Regions from separate parts of the Homo sapiens genome. Here regions 2 and 3 are each linked to region 1. A link is a contact called in ENCODE Hi-C or POLR2A ChIA-PET data. All regions are on one chromosome and are shown on one strand. The core of a region is the stretch at or near the end of the contact, and the rest is flanking DNA. Distances in the headings are between cores, read along the strand shown.

Region 1 (3,342 bases), core at 213-2,712:
GCCTCCTGAGTAGCTAGAACCACAGGCCCATGCTACCATGCCTGGCTGTTTGTATTTTTTTGTAAAGATGCGGTTTTGTCATGTTGCCCAGCATGGTCTCGAAATCCTGGGTTCAAGGGGTCCGCTTTCCTCAGTCTCCCAAAGTGCTGGGACTACAGGCATGAGCCACTGTGCCCAGCCTCAGCTCTTTGTAATTGTGTGCTCAAGTCTTTTTTTCTTTTCTTTTTTTTTTTTTTTAAATCAATGAGCCAACTTCTAATTCTGACCCCTCCTCTTATGAGGCCATGTTTTGACTCCCAGGCTTCAAACTGCTAACAGAATATTTAGCATATCTACATTTTGGATTTTTTTTCTCTTTTAAGTGATTTAAGGGTATTGCATAGGAAACTTAATCCAGGTTGCCTTTCCAAACTTCTTTTAACTTAGTTTATTAAGACAAGATAGCATAGTGGTTAGGAGTATAAGGATCTTGGATTAGAGTTCTGGTTCTACCAGTGATTAGCTGTATGACCTGTCAAGTTATTTATGCTCTCTTAAGATTCAATTTCTTCATCTGTGAAACAGGGATTCTTGGGAAGATTCAAGTAATGATGCATATAAAATGCTTAGTGTTCAGAACAGAGTAAGCAGTCAATAAATGTTAGCCATTATTATTATGATTACTCTGCTTTTCATTCAGTTTTGTCATATCAGAACTATTATTATTTCTCTTTCACTTTAAGCACTCTGAGACATTCTGTTTGAACTACTTTTTGGTGCTTTATATGTATTTTCCTCCATCAGACTACACATTTCTTTCTGTATTTTCTCTTAGATTTATCTTATTACTTGTATATTTTATTCTAAGCAATATTCCTTCTCAGGATTCTTGGATATGACTTAATCTACTTTTCATCTTTTTCTGCAATGTACATTATAATGTTGAGAACCCAGAATATACCTCAGGGAGGTCTACCAGATATGTAGGAAATATGGTACTTTATCATTCCAGTCCTGTGATAGTTGATTACATATGTCTTAGTCACACCCTCAAGATTCCATTGCATCTTTCCATTAGTGTTTTGCTGCACTGTGGGCATCAAGCCTGTGTCAAATGTATTTAACATCAATCTGTCCTCATAAGCATTGAGTAACTTCTGAAGAGAGGCAGGTTTCATTTTCTCTAAGGGAAACTATACGCAGAGAAATTTACATTCAGACAAAAATACTTTGGACTTCAATACTGTGGTTTTGGTGGCACATTGCAGTGGAAACCACCATTGAAAGAACACCTTAGAGCTTATTTTTATTGTGAGTTGGTGGGCAAGTCCCTTTCCATCGAGATTTCTTGGCTGAGTCCCCGTGATAGGTAAAGGCTTATTTCTTTTTTCAAAGTTACTGAACCTTTCTAATTTGCTAGGCACTGTGGTAGGTAGTATAAGATGTGAGGATATAGTTATTTTTCATTATTGATACGTCATGGAAAGTCTACTTCTTGACCTGTGATTAGAGAATGGTTTATCTAGGTTTTGCAATTGTAATAGGTTGGTGTTCTAGAGCACTGCTATTATAGACAACATTCAGGTCCATATTGATAACACTTTCTCATGACTAAGTAGTATTGGTTTCATGGGAATTTTTCCTTCTTGATTTTTTTTGGGGGATTTTCTGATGTTACTTCCCTTTTTTCTAGTTGAAGAACCCCTTTAAAAAGCCCCAGGCACTTTCTCATAAACAAAATCTTATTAGCAGCTCAATGAATTGGCTGCCTTAAATTAGGATTCTAGTTTTTAACTAGCCTTAGGGTTTGCCCTGAATTCTGTTATGGAATTTATCTGATTTACCTAAATCAAGGGCTTTGTTATAAACTTTTCTTTTGTCACCATTCACTTAAAACTTTAATACTTCTGTTAACCTATTTCAAATTGGGCCATGGGATCTGAGTTAGGGGTCTAAAGTTAAAATTGATCAAGAGCCAATCAGAACATTTTAAATATGCCATCTTAAAAGACACTGTAATAAAGATTACCCTTTTCTTTCATAATTTTGTGTGTCTTATATTCCAAACACATTGACTGAACTTAAAGAGATAAACAAAGCACTGTCCTTCCTGCCAAGACCAGTGTTTAGAGGGTGTGGACAGGCAAGTACAGAGGTAACATATTATGTAATACCTGCTAAAATAAAGATACTATGTAATGAAGGAAATGGCTTATTTAAATACATGGGCTATCTTGGAAGATGTCAGAGGAGGTGACATTTGTGTGGATCTTAAAGCAGAGAAGAGGACGTGAGATGCTCCAGAAAGAATGAAATGCGTGGGCAATTCTGAGGCGTGAAATAACAGCATTTTAGGGAATGAGTGATTTTTTTTTTTTATGGTTTCAGAGGTTAGGTTGAACAGAGAGGTAGGTATGAGAGAGAGAAAGAGTAGAAAGGGGGATAAGGCTAGAAAATGTAGTCATGATCAGAATGAAAAGGGCTTTGGAAAAGTTTGCACTTTATCTGGCAAGTATTAGAGGAGGCATTGAAGGACTAGAAGACTGGAGGTTGAAGAGACTAGAAAGAGACTGGGAGAAAGGCAGGAGGGAAAAGGAGATTTACTCACCTGAATCTGTGGTTCCCAGTTCTTGCTGTACTTTGGAATTATCCTTGGTGTTTGTAAATAATACAGATGTTCAAGCTCCACTCCTGGAGATTTCTATTTTGGGGTAGAAATGGAGCCTTCTGATTTTTAAATAAACTCCATAGATGATACTGATCAACAGCCCAGTTGAGAAATGTCTATGTTATAGCCATGGCAGAACACAGAAAGTTTTTTTTACCTCAGTTGGATTCATTGATGTGCAGAAAGAAGATGCAAGAATTAAGTCAGAAGGTGCTAGTGTTCAATTGGTTCACTGAATCAGGAACTACCAAGGCAAATTTTGAGATCAAATTTGGAGCCCAGAGAGGCTGGCTGGTCAGTGGAGATGGAGGTCAAAGGCAGTCTGCTTGACTATAAGGGCCAGTGGGCCAGTGCTGCTGGTATATTTTACAGGCTCCAGACATAATCCCGAGGAAGGATATGTCTCCAAATTTCCAAGGGAAGTGGGGGCATTGGTCTCCTTTCCTTGTTTTGCATAATTTTTCCTTAGGCTGATTTTGTCTGTTCTTATGTAACCTGAAATATCTTGGTCTCTACAGCCTGTGATGCGAATGAAGATACATTAATGTTTAATGTTCAAAATATAATAGCGTTTTATCTCCTTTTTGTTCAGGTAGGACTTTCTTCCCTCAAAGTTTTTCCACAGCTACCTGGGGAAATCCACTTATCTTTTCTGTCTCTGGCCTCTTCCTCATCAAGCCTCTCACCTTTTGTTA
Region 2 (3,342 bases), core at 409-2,908, 170 kb before region 1:
TTCTGTATCTTGAAAGTGACCTGTTAGGACCTGATGTCAATTTGACGAAGAGGTGATAGAACATGACCAACGAGGTGTCTTTGGTGGACATATTCATGTAAAGGAGGCGAGAGCCACAGATTTCAGCTAAACGCTTTTTGCCACTTTTGCAAAAGAAAAGCTAATTGTTAACGGCCATGTGACATTATAGATCCCAGAAAAGGAAAGGGTGGGAGGAAGAGAGAGAAGTTCAAGGCAGTTCAGGGTCAGAACAAGCTCAGACATCCTGTCATTAACAAATGTTCCCCAAGCTGAAAGCAAAATACTGCTTACCCGAAAAGGAGTGGGTGAAAAGTAGGGGGAGAACGAGGGAAAAACCACAGGAGAGTCAATGTGGCAGTGTGGGGGTGACAGGAGGGAGGGAATCTGGAGCTATCCAGCTGAGTTGGGGAGCAAAAGCATCGGGCATAGCATCGGGCACAAAAATGCTGAGAAAAGCAACTGCGACGGAGACAGCACTAGGCACCCTCCTCCCCCCATTTTCCCCTCCCCATCGGTTTGCTGGGTTTCCCACCTTCCCTCTACCTCCGCTCTTGACCAACACTCCGGGGTGTGACCCGCCAGCAGGAGGCTGCCCTGATCTTTGTCTCTACCCGCTCCCACGCGCGGGCTCCTCCTCCTCCTCCGCGCTCCCCACCCGCGCACAGCGCCAGCGTCTCCAAGGAGCTGCAGGCGCCGCGACCGCCGCCTCCTCGCCCACCTCCCGCGGACCCGCGCCCCTTCCTTCCCCTCCCGGGCAGCGTCGCCTGCGCCTCCAGCTCCACCCCCGCCGAGGGGACCTTTGTGTCTCGGGGGACTTTCTGCCTCTTTCCCCTCCTCCGCCTCGCGAGGAGACCGGCCTCCCCCGCAGACCAAAGCGGCAGCGAGCACCGGAGGCGGCGGCGTCTATATCTGTCGGCGCCTCCTGGGAAGCAGCTCGCAGACACTCACACCCCACCCGAGCCCCGGAAATCCCCGGGCGACCCAAGGTCCTCGCTGGACCGGAGAGGTGACAGGCGCACGCTAGCCCCCCGCGCCGCGCCTCCTCGCTCAACTTCCCGACCGGGCCTGAGCCACCCGCGCCCCCAGTAGCCCCCGCCCCCGCCTCTGTCCCACGCAGCCTCCCGGCCCCGCGGCCGACCCGACACCAGGGGAAAGCGCGGCGCGGACGCCAGCCGCCAACTCACCAGCAAGAGCGGGGACCGCGGGTCCCGAGGCGAGGCGAAGAGAGGCGCGGGGGGAAGCTGCTCCGCGGACGCCCGCGGCGACCGGATGCAAGTCCGGGTCTCAGCGGCCGGCAGACGTGAGGCGCTTCCGAGCGCAGGCCTCCGCCGCCACAGCCGCCTTCCGGCTCTCGCCGCGGGTCCGGAGCCTCGGGAGGGGCCGCGGGTGTCTCACGCGTTGCCAAGTCCCTCGGTCAACATGGCTCCCGCGCCGACGAGCCGCGCGGACGGCCCACTAATCCCCTCGGAGCAGCCGGGCGCGAGCGCGGCGGGCGCCGACGGCGGGCTGAGACTGTCTGGCCGGGCGCTGGCTCCTTCTCCGCGGCTCTGCGGCGGCCCGCGGGGAGCTCAGGAGACTGCGGGCGGCCGCGTTCGCTCCTTGCGTGTGCGTCGCTTTCACACTCGGCGGCTGCGGATTGACGCCTCCGCCTGTTCCCCGGAGGAGAGCGAGTGCAAGAGAAAAAACACTTTTATTGAAACGATCCAACCAGCGGCGGCGGAGAAAAGCGACCGGCCGCGGGAGCTTACCCCACCCCCGCCTGAGCGGCTCGCCGGGGGCAGCGCGACCCCTGCCGGCGGCGGCGGAGGCGGGGGCGGGGCCGGCGGCCGGGGGCGGGGCCTGCAGGGCGGGGCGGGTGTCCCCGGGAAACTGCCCGCTCCGAAATGCGGGCGTCGGGGGAGCGGCGGAGGGGGCCAGGGGACCCCACCGGAATGAGTGCCTGTCCGCAGCGACTGGGGGAGAAATTATGTGAATAATTCAGCCCCTCCAACATCCCCCTGCCCCTCAACTTCCCGCTACCAAACCAAAACTCGTGCTTCAGTTATACAAGTAATTACTGTACAAGGTGTCCATGCCACAGTTCTCCACTGACTTTCTAGAGAGTCCATGTCAAAGGACCCACACTGAAAGATGTTGATGGCTGCAACTTTTCTCCTTTGTTGTGTGTGGGTACGTGGGTACTAGTGCCGCAGTCTCTCACACACACGGCATCTATTCATTTAAACTACAGTACAGTGTTTTGTATATATTATCATGTGCCCGGCAATATGCTGAGTCCTCTAAGGACGGAGAGTCTAGCTGGGATGAAAGATGATCAATAACTATCATAAAAATCTGAACGTTATGAGCGGAGAAATACAAGGTGCTATGAAAACAGAAAGGACTACTGTTGCACGGGTTAGGTTTTGTTTTCTTGGGGGAGGCGGGCCGCGAGAGGTTGGCCCAGTTTCTGCAACTGTTTTTACTTTCTCCTTTCCCAGAGGCTAAAAGCTAGTTCAGGAATGAACAGCAGAGTGGCAGTGAAGACAAACTAAAGTAATACTGACCCACTTTTTTCCACTAATAAGGATAAAAGCATAAAGTTAAAACAAACTTAAACCCCTAGAGGGAGATAATGAGAGGATTGAAAGAAGAGAGTAGGGACCGGATGTAGACAACATAAACAAGAAAAAAAAACCCACATAAAAGTCCTGTGAAGTGAGATAAATTTTTTTTCCCATGTTAACACCCGGAAGTAGAAGCTGCTTTGAAGTTTCAAATCACATTATGTGCTAAGAACTTCGGGGAATTATCTTTTTGGATTTAGGGATGAATCCTTTCCCCCTTAAAAATGCTGCATGCTGACATCTTTCTCTTATTTTGTTTGGCAAAGTTAAATGCATCTACAGTTATATCCAACGATCGTACGTGTCAATCAGGCTTTTCCCATGCCTCTAAAATTACCAGGACCCGTAAATTAGCAACAATTATGCTCTACGCGTATTTAACACTTGTTTACCAACCAAGAATGCAAATATACATAACAAGCTTTCCGTTAGAACAAGTGCGCTTTGTTTAAAAGCACTGTTAATGAGGCTTTTTAGATTTGTCCAAGTCAAACTTGGAACTTTATAATATAGCAAGATGTAGCATCATTTTCAGAGTTCTTTTTAAGTTAAAGAGAAACACTGATATTTATACAAGGCCTATTTATATGAAAGGATTTTCATATACTTGCCTCATCTAAATTAGTACTTTAGTAAATATCAAAAAATCACCAAAAAAGGGAGTCTATGAAATGGCATTCTGAGTTTCAGCATTAATACTTATACCTTCATATCA
Region 3 (3,342 bases), core at 403-2,902, 150 kb before region 1:
TTGTAGGTAGAGGTAGGGAGAGGAGAGATGTTCCAAATGGAAGGAAAAGCACATGCAAATGTCTGGAGCCCAGGAAATGCAAAGCATTTTCTGAGAGCAACAAACACTGTATATATTTGAACTTAAGATGCACGCTTTACCCTTCTGCTCCCCCCTTCCATTTTAACATTTTCAAATTTGTGTAATTGGTACATGTCTTATAACCACCATCTGAACGTACTATGGTTGTGTTATTTTTTCCTTGAAATGTTCATTAATTCATGGTGTGCCTTATAATCATCAGTTGCATTTTAGAAATAGGAACATAATTTAGTTTTACTGGAACATAGAATATGTCTACGGGAGCTGATAAAACTAGTACTGAAGAGCTCTGTTGAAAAGTTATGCTGTAGACATATAACATGGCCAGAGTAGTAAGTTTATACTTTTTTTTTGTTTTTGAGATGGAGTTTTGCTCTCGTCACCCAGGCTGGAGTGTAATGGCATGATCTCAGCTCACTGTAACCTCCGCCTCCTGGGTTCAAGCAATTCTCCTACCTCAGCCTCCCTAGTAGCTGGGATTACAGGCGCCTGCCATCACGCCCGGCTAATTCTTGTATTTTTAGTAGAGACAGGATTTGCCATGTTGGCCAGGCTGGTCTTGAACTCCTGACCTTAGGTGATCTGTCTGTCTCAGCCTCCCAAAGTTTTGGGATTACAGGCATGAGCCACCATGCCTGGCCAGTTTATACTAAATTTATCAGCAAGGAAAAGGAGTTCCTACTGAAACTGTAATGCTATATTGTCTCCCGAAATAGTTGTAAATCTTTCTCTAGAGAGAGATTTTTTCTTTGCCATTTGTATTTTTAAATTTAACCTCAAGACAAAAATGTCTGTGTACAAGGTACAGAAGATACATTTTTCCCTACTGGACTATAAGCTGTTTGAGGGCAAGAAGTGTATCTCTAGTAACTGTCACAATACCTGGTATGTAGTAGTGGCTTTATTCATGTTTATGGAATGTTAAATTCCTTAAGTAATTATTGAATGAGTGATAAATACTATTTTAAGATCTTTATGGCTGGGCGTGGTGGCTCATGCCTGTAATCCCAGTACTTTGGGAGGCTGAGGCGAGTGGATCACCTGAGGTCAGGAGTTCCAGACCAGCCTGGCCAACATGGTGAAAACTTGTCTCTACTAAAAATACAAAAAATAATTAGTTGGGCATGGTGGCGGGTGCCTGTAATCCCAGCTACTCGGGAGGCTAAGACAGGAGAATCTCTGGAACACGGGAGGTGGAGGTTGCGATGAGCCGGGATCGTGTCACTGCATTCCAGCCTGGGTGACAGAGTGAGACTCCATCTCAAAAGAAAAAAAAGATCTTTATGAGAAAAAAATTATTAGGATAAAAGAGATGAAGATAATGGTAAGAATTTTTGAAGCCAAATGGAATTAATCTAGGAAAAGGCCTTGGAGGGGGGAAGTATTTAGTGCCTGTTTGGAAGCAACGGAGAGAGGTGGGTTGGCAGAAAAGAGGAATCAGCACCCTACTAGGGAAAACAGGACATTTAAGGCCTGTTAAGATTTATGGAGAAAATGTTGAAATGTGCATAGGAGCCAGGAGTACGCCAGGGAGAATGAAATGCATCAAGTGAAGGCAGGGACAGGAGGAAGAGGTTAGCCATGGACCACAGACAGCCTGAATCTGTCATGACTCACTTTTACTGAAAGTCAGTTATGAGCCAGAAAATATGCATAAATATTTGCATGTGAATATTGATTGAAGTCACCCAGAATGTAGGCAGGATCCTGCTCACACTTGTCACCAGCAATCTCTATGACGCTAAACACAAGGGATATTTTCAGTCCTCCCTATCCCCGACCTTTCAGCTGCATCTGAATCTGCTGACCTCTCTTTACTTTTTCTAAAAATTGTGGTAAAACTACCTTTAAGAGTACAGTTTAATGACATTAAGTGCATTCACATTGCTGTGTGATCATCACCACCATTCATAAAACTCCTTTTGTTTCTCTTTTCCTTTTTTTCTTTTTTGAGAAAGGCTGTTGCTTTGCCCCCCAGGTTGGAGTGCAGTGGCATGATCATAATTCACTGCAGCCTTGATCTCCTGGGATCAAACGATCCTCCTGCTGCAGCCTCTCAAGTAGCTGGGACTACAGGTTCATGCCCCCACGCCTGGCCAGTTTTGGGGATTTTTTTATGGGGAGGGTGGGATTTAGTAGAGGTGAGGTCTTGCTCTATTGCCCAGGTTGATCTCGAACTCCTGAGCTCAAGCAATTCTCTCACCTTACCCTCCCAAAGTGCTGGGATTAGGGAACCACAGTGCCAGGCTCACAGAGCTCTTTTTAGCTTGCAAGACTGAAACTCTATACCCATTGCACAATAACTCCTGTTTACCATCTTCCCCCAGCCTCTGGCAACCACCCTTTACTTTCTGTCTCCATGGGTTTGACTACTCTAGGTACTTTATTTTTTTTATTTTTTATTTATTTATTTTTTTGAGACAGAGTTTCGCTCTTATTGCCCAGGATGGAGTACAATGGAGCCATCTCGGTTCACTGCAACTTCCGCCTCCTGGGTTCAACCGATTATCCTGCCTCAGTGTCCCAAGTAGCTGGGATTATAGGCATCTGCCACCACGCCAGGCTAATTTTTGTGTTTTCAGTAGGGACGGGGTTTCACCATGTTGGCCAGGCTGGTCTCGAACTCCTGACCTCAGGTGATGCATCCACCTCAGCCTCCCAAAGTGAGAGGATTACAGACATGAGACACCACACCTTGCCTACTCTAGGTACTTTATATAAGTGGAACCATACAGTATTTGTCACTTTTGTGACTGACTTATTTCACTTAGCATAATGTCTTCAAGCTCATCTCATATTGTAGCATGTGTTAGAATTTCCTTCCTTTTTAAGGCTAAATAATATTGTATTGTGGCCAGGCGTGGTGGCTCATGCCTGTAATCCCAGCACTTTGGGAGGCCGAGGCAGGTGTATCACCTGAGGTCAGTAGTTCCAGACCAGCCTGGCTAACATGGCGAAACCCCATCTCTACTATAAATACAAAAATTAGCCGGGCATGGGGCCTGTAATCCCAGCTACTCGGGAGGCTGAGGCAGGAGAATCACTTGAACCTGGGAGGTGGAGGTTACAGTGAACTGAGATTGCGCCACTGCACTCCAGCCTGGGTGACAAGAGCAAAACTCTGTCTCAAAAGCAAAAGAAAACGAGAAAAAATAATATTGTATTGTGTGTATAGGCCGCATTTTGCTTATGCCTCTTTACTGTTCGAGACATCTTTTCCCTTGGCTTCCACAACACCACATTTTTCTGATTTTCCTCCTA

What was found. Hi-C counts contacts between places; a loop is a spot of excess contacts on that map. ChIA-PET counts read pairs that join two places held with the same protein, here RNA polymerase II (POLR2A). Pooled maps may share reads with other maps.
Region 2: a loop to region 1 is called in a map with no recorded cell type, with 17 times the contacts of the local background. The contact joins the promoter of CDK17 here to the enhancer-like site in region 1. A Hi-C loop is called at or near these places in 15 of 37 single-sample maps with no recorded cell type and 11 of 50 pooled maps. POLR2A ChIA-PET finds 5 or more read pairs at or near these places in 2 of 52 experiments (GM10248 and GM12878).
Region 3: a pooled map shows a loop between it and region 1 (10-fold over the local background). The contact joins two enhancer-like sites. A Hi-C loop is called at or near these places in 8 of 50 pooled maps. POLR2A ChIA-PET finds 5 or more read pairs at or near these places in 3 of 52 experiments (GM12878, activated CD4-positive, alpha-beta T cell and naive thymus-derived CD8-positive, alpha-beta T cell).

What each region holds. Positions count from the first base shown.
Region 1 is chr12:96,570,094-96,573,435 of GRCh38, forward strand. All of the region lies in intron 19 of CFAP54 (cilia and flagella associated protein 54), which reads left to right. Among named protein-coding and RNA genes, the nearest start is that of CFAP54, 82 kb to the left of the region's middle. Within about 2 kb of position 1,463, at least 2 of the 41 ENCODE cell types and tissues checked have a DNase peak (open chromatin) inside an H3K27ac peak, as active enhancers do; they include GM12878, where a contact is called at or near this core.
Region 2 is chr12:96,398,781-96,402,122 of GRCh38, forward strand. CDK17 (cyclin dependent kinase 17) reads right to left here and starts at 1,659. Exons shown (of 17, transcript NM_002595.5): 1 at 1,206-1,659. RefSeq lists silencers at 1,063-1,222, 1,403-1,582, 1,673-2,002 and an enhancer at 2,423-2,642.
Region 3 is chr12:96,423,824-96,427,165 of GRCh38, forward strand. No RefSeq gene overlaps it. Among named protein-coding and RNA genes, the nearest start is that of CDK17, 25 kb to the left of the region's middle. RefSeq lists an enhancer at 1,726-1,825. Within about 2 kb of position 1,653, at least 5 of the 41 ENCODE cell types and tissues checked have a DNase peak (open chromatin) inside an H3K27ac peak, as active enhancers do.